Regions from separate parts of the Homo sapiens genome. Here region 2 is linked to region 1. The links are chromatin loops, found by intact Hi-C in ENCODE. Cell type or tissue: PC-9. All regions are shown on one strand. Each heading gives the region's core, and the rest is flanking DNA. Links, peaks and the distances in the headings are about the cores only. Region 1 overlaps LOC124902205 (a long non-coding RNA gene). Region 2 has its middle 23 kb from the start of MIR4289.

Region 1 (2,927 bases), core at 119-2,618:
ACAGTGTGGAGATTCCTTAAAGAATTAAAAGTGGAACTACCATTTGATCCAGCAATCCCACTATTGGATATCTACCCAGAGGAAAAGAAGTCATTATTTGAAAAAGATACTTGCACATGCATGTTTATAGCATCACAATTCACAATTGCAAAATCATGGAACCAACCCAAATGCCCATCAATCAACGAGTGGATAAAGAAACTGTGGTATATATACATACATATATATATACACACACACACATATACATATATACACATATACGTATATATATATATACGATGGACTGCTACACAGCCATAAAACAGGAACTAACAGCATTTGCAGTGACCTAGATGAGATTGGAAACTATTATTTTAAGTGAAGTAGCTCAGGAATGGAAAACCAAACATCATATGTTCTCACTGATAGTGGGAGCTAAGCTGTAAGGATGCAAAGGCATAAGAATGATACCATGGACTTTGGGGCCTTGTGGGGAAGAGTGGGAGAGGGGTGAGGGATAAAAGACTACAAATAGGGTGCAGTGTATACTGCTCAGGTGATGGGCACACCAAAATCTCACAAATCACCACTAAAGAACTTACTCATGTAACCAAATACCACCTGTACTCCAATAACTTATGGAAACATAAAATAAAATAATAAAAATATTTTTAAAATAAAAATAAAAAATAGATAAAATAAAATAAACTTCAAGAAAAATTCTATCACTTTCTAACTGTTCCTCCCTGAATGTAGTATGAAAATAAATGTCAAATTAAAAAAAATCACTCGTTGTTTGGGCAATGCAAGCTGTCATGCACAAAAGGGGACTGAAGGCTGCTTGTCTTTGCTTAGGCCTCAAAGCTGTCCTTGATGACAATGGGTACCCATTCTTCTTTTCAGTCATCACTAAGGCAATGTGGGTGTGAGAAACCTGAACACATCATTCACGTCCTGCCGATGCACAGGTGCTTCTGGATCTGCCCACACCACACACTTTTCCATGGCCTTCAAACCCGTCCATATGGTAAGTGCTTCTGATGCAGGAGGACCTTGCATATACTATCTCATTCAATCTCATAACAGCACATGCCTTATGGGTTTTCCTGTTTTCAGTTTATAGATGAGAAAACTAAAGGCTTCAATACATTGCATGAGTGAGCCAGAATTACGGAGTCTGGAGTCCAAGTTCCTGTAGGACCTGCGAGTGCTCCTGGGCAGTTATGTAAGCAGGCTCAGCCCCGTCTGTGTGGCCAGCTGAGTGCCACACCTGGATGAAGAGGCTGCAGGGCATGCTTCGGCACCAAAGGAATGCCCGCGTGACCCTCGGCTTCTCAGCTTCATGCCCCAATGCACATTGTGCCAACAACATGGCAGCTGGCAGACTTCCTCCTGGAGTGTCTCCTGAGGGTGTCTGAGCAAAATCCTGAGGCGTCTTGCAAATGGTGAGCCTGGTGTGACACCTCCAGCTGCCTGGGCATCCGAAGATGTTTCAGAGCAGCTAGACCAGCTTGACAAGAATCCTTAAAAAGCTCTTGCACTTGACCCCTAGGGCACTCATTGAAGGAGGCTTTTTCAATGATGGATGACACAGACATTCCTCCCAAAAAACTGACTCACGTGGGGACATACTGCTCCCTGGCAAGCCCGTGCATCACTGCAGCATCGCACATTACACTTGAGGACGCCATTAAAATGGCTGAGTCCAAGCCTGTGGGAGGCACTGTACCACGCCTCCTCATCCTCCTCACCTCAGATCTTGAGCTTGCCTTTGTGAGTCTCTGGAAGAGACATTCACACCCTCCCCAGCTGGTCTACCACACCTTGTGGGAAGCTTCCCAGCTCCTTGTGGGAAGACAAGGTTCAGCGCTGCCTCTGACAATATGCAAGGCCCAATGTGTGCAGGTCTGGGTCAGCCCTCGTAAGGCTGGCAGTCTTACCAGTGATGTGTCTTTGTTGATAGCTCTGTAGACATTTTTTGTCTCCATTCACGTAGTCAATGCAGTATCATAACAACATGAAGATGGTTCTGAATTACAGCACATAGAGTCAGAATGCAGAAAACAAAGAGTTTCACATTGGGAGGTCCACAGAATATAGACAGGAGATAAGAACGCTGTTTCCCAAGGCATCTCTCCTGGTCCCAGTGGCTCCTCTTGCCACAATTCCTGCCTCCACGAAGTGGTGAGTCCCATTTCTAAAAATTAGAGTCTCCTTGAAAGTCATAGATGAGTGAACCACGACTGCATGACCCAAAGGAAGAAGACTCAGGTTCTGTTATGGAATTCCAAAAGAAACTTGGGCAAGTCACTGCATTCTTAAAATAAGAGTCTGAACTCAAGGTTGACAACTTCAAAGACAGCAACACTTACTAAGTATCAGATATGATTGGGGGATCATTATTTACTCATAGTTGATGAGACAGCAGAGAAGAGAGATGAGTCCAGGTGGCCTCTGGAGGAAAGGGAAGGATGGGGCCATGGGAGGGGCCTTCTTGGTGCTGGATACAGGCCTCAAGGGCTGACCTGGCAGTGGAGCAGCTCCTGGATGGGGAGATGCTGGCACAGAGCTTCAGGCAAGGCTCAGGGGCTGCAGCCCATGCTTGGGAGACAGACTTGGCTCATGATCCTGCAGCTAAGGGCTCACACCCGTGGCAGGAGCCCTAAGTTCAGCTCTGCAGCTGGGCTTCCCAGTAATTGCTCATGCCCAGCCTGATGGAATATGCTACCATTCACCAGCTTCCAGAGTACATTGTTTCACAGAGGGCTTGTTTGTTTCTTGACCAAGAGCCATGGTGGGGGAATGGGGTCAACCTTTTTTCACATGACCTGCATAGAAGGCCATAGCCACTCCACTTGGTGAGGGCTGGGTGAGGAAGGCCATAGCTTGGACATTGAGGGGATCCTTTACACACATACCAGGAAAGTAGGCAGGGATTTTAACCT
Region 2 (2,927 bases), core at 308-2,807, 160 kb after region 1:
TAGGAAAACATTTTCTGATGAAGGACTTGGCAGGAACGTGCTTGTGCCTGTCAAAGCTAGTGAGCCCTGAGCTGATGAGGAAAATAAGTGCTGATATGTGACTGAGGACTGTTCTCACATCCCAGACAGTTCGTGTGGACTCCCAGAAATAACTGATTACATTTATTCTTGCTTTAGGACAAAGAACATGGGAAATATTCTTTTTTTAATTTGCCAAGTGGCTGATATATTTTTCCTCACCCCGGCTTTATTGAGGTATAATTAACAAATAGAAATATATTGAAATCAGCATGTTGAAGAGATGTGGGCACTCCAATGTTCATTGCGGCATTATTCACAATCGATAAGATATGGAAGCAGCCCAGGTGTCCACCATCAGATGGATGGATAAGGAATGTGTGATCTATATACTCAAGGGAGTACTGTTTAGCCTTTAAAAAGATGGAAATCTTGTTATTTGAGACAACATGATAAACCTGGAGTACATTATGCAGCATGAAATAAGCCAGGCACAGAAAGGCAAGTATTGCATGATATCACTTATATGTGGAATCTAAAAAAGTTGAACTCATAGAAGTGGAAATAGAATGTGGTTACCAAAAGCTGGGGGAGAGGAGTGTATGAAGAAATGAGAGATGTTGATCAAAAGGTACAAAGTTTCAGTTAAATAAGGAGGAATAAGTGTTAGTGACCTATTGCACAGAATGGTGACTATATTTACAATGCATTATATATTTTAAAATTGCCAAGAGAGTAGATTTAAAATATTTTCACCACAAAAATGAAAAGCATGTGATGAATTTGTTAATGAGCCTGAATTAATCATTCCACATTGTAAACATATATCAAAATATCACTTTGTGCCCCATAAATATATAGAACTATTATGTCAATTAAAAATAAAATTTTAAAAATTAATATTAGAAATTACATATATTTACACGATGTTTTTAATATATGTATATATAATGAAATTATCAAATCAAGAAAATTAACATATACATCACTTTATATACTTTTTTTTGGGGGTGGTGAAAACATTGAAGACCTACTGTCTTAGTCAATTTCAAATATACAATGAAGCATTATTAACCATTGTCACCAAACTGTACAGTAAATCTCCAGAACTTATTTATCCTCCATAACTGAAAGTTGTACCCTTTGACCAAGATCTCCCCATCCCTCACAAAACACCCAGCCTCTGGTAACTACCATTCAACTCTGCTTCTGTAACTGAAATGCAGCTTAGTTGCTTGCTGCATTTAGAGTCCAGTTAAAAAAAGTAAGATCTGATACCTAAAAAAGTGAATTTCTTCCGAAGCTAGCTTGGGGAAGAGGCACAGATGTCCTACTGTACTGCTTCACCTTTGGAGCAGAAAGCGGGCACTTTTATAAGGTGGCGGGGTGGGGAATGAGCAAGGGCAGGGTTCCCCCTGTTAGGTTGGTGCCTTGTCTATCTACAGTTGAGTTGGCACCTTCCTGGGCAGATGTAAGTTGTAAAAGTGGCCAAGCAGGCATGCTTTCCATATGCCCTCTAGTGGATCAAAGTTCTGAGGCAACCCCCTACAAGTGAAAGTTCCATGGGGTATGCTTTGGTCTGCAAATCAACTGTCAACTCTCCAGGAGAGATCCATCTTGGAGTGCATAGTTAGATGAACTTGCCCTGTAAGGAATGTCTGGTGAGGGGGGAGGTGAAAGGTTACATTTGCATTTCTGAAGGGCTAGGTAGGAAATAGGGAGCCAGGGAAGTGAGAAAAAAAGTGATAGAGGGAAAAAAAAATAAACCACCTCTTAAAAAAATGGGGGTACTCCCTTACACTCCTCTGAGTTGGACTTTCTTAGATTCCACAGATGAGTAAGATCATGTGGCATGTATCTTTCTATGCCTGGCTTATTTCATTTTGCGTAATGTCCTCCAGGTTCATCTATATTGTCCCAAATGATAATATTTCATTTTCTTAGGCTGAATAGTATTCCATTGTGTATATGATACTATATTTTCTTTATCCATTAATGAAAAATGTTCTGTGATTATGTCATATTGTACTGTGTTGTGTTGTACTATCCTACTTGCCATGGACCTTCATATCTCCCTACTTTCTGTTTGCAATAAAATTAATCTAGGCTCTCAGGAAGGACCTAAGCGTGTGTGTGTATTGGCTTTGTTTTGCACAACCTTCCACATCTTGTGGAAATAAGGAGTCATAACAGGAAAATCCCTCTTAATGCTGTGCCCTCAATATTTGTCAATGAAGATTCCATTACTCTGTTTAGCATGTGTTAGAAATGGTGTTAGAGCCAGAGCTCCACAGAGTGGGAATGTAGGACTCCTTTATTGTACCTTGTCAATCCTGTGATGTAGGACTTTGTTGTAGGTGGAAATATGAAGTCAGCTAGATGGCCTGGGGCCCAGTCCTGGCTCTATCCTGTCAGAGGCATTTAAACCAGAGCAACTCCATCTTGAATACAGGCTGGGTACAATAAGGCTGAGACCTACTGGGCTGCATTTCCAGGAGGTTAAGGCATTCTTAGTCATAGGATGAGATAGGAGGTCAGCACAAGATACAGGTCACAAAGACCTTGCTGATAAAACAGCTTGCAGTAAAGAAGTCAGACAAAACCCACCAAAACCAAGATGGTGGCCAGAGTGACCTCCGGTCATCCTCACTGCTCATTATACACTAATTATAATGCATTAGCATGTTAAGAAACACTCCCACCAGTGCCATGGCAGTTTACAAATACCATGAAAAAGGGAGGAAGTTACCCTATATGGTCTAAAAGGGGGAGGAACCCTCAGTACTGGGAATTTTCCACTCCTTAATCAGAAAACTCATGAATAGTCCACCCCTTGTTTAGCATATAATCAAGAAGTAATGGTAAGTTAAGCAGCTTGAGTAGCTCATGCCACTGCTCTGCCTATGGGG

The links. Peaks named below come from ENCODE experiments on the same cell type or tissue, not always from the same donor. Only the 100,000 strongest peaks of a DNase experiment are listed, where the experiment ranks them.
Region 2: a loop joins it to region 1, with 8 times the contacts of the local background. A loop is called at or near these places in 6 of 110 quality-filtered maps.

What each region holds. Positions count from the first base shown.
Region 1 is chr9:88,878,896-88,881,822 of GRCh38, reverse strand. All of the region lies in intron 2 of LOC124902205 (a long non-coding RNA gene), which reads right to left. Among named protein-coding and RNA genes, the nearest start is that of S1PR3, 110 kb to the left of the region's middle. In PC-9, for the core only: no CTCF peak of the experiment used is centred there; a DNase peak (open chromatin) is centred at 1,472.
Region 2 is chr9:88,721,581-88,724,507 of GRCh38, reverse strand. No RefSeq gene overlaps it. Among named protein-coding and RNA genes, the nearest start is that of MIR4289, 23 kb to the left of the region's middle. In PC-9, for the core only: a CTCF peak has its summit at 1,506 (motif pointing left); no DNase peak of the experiment used is centred there.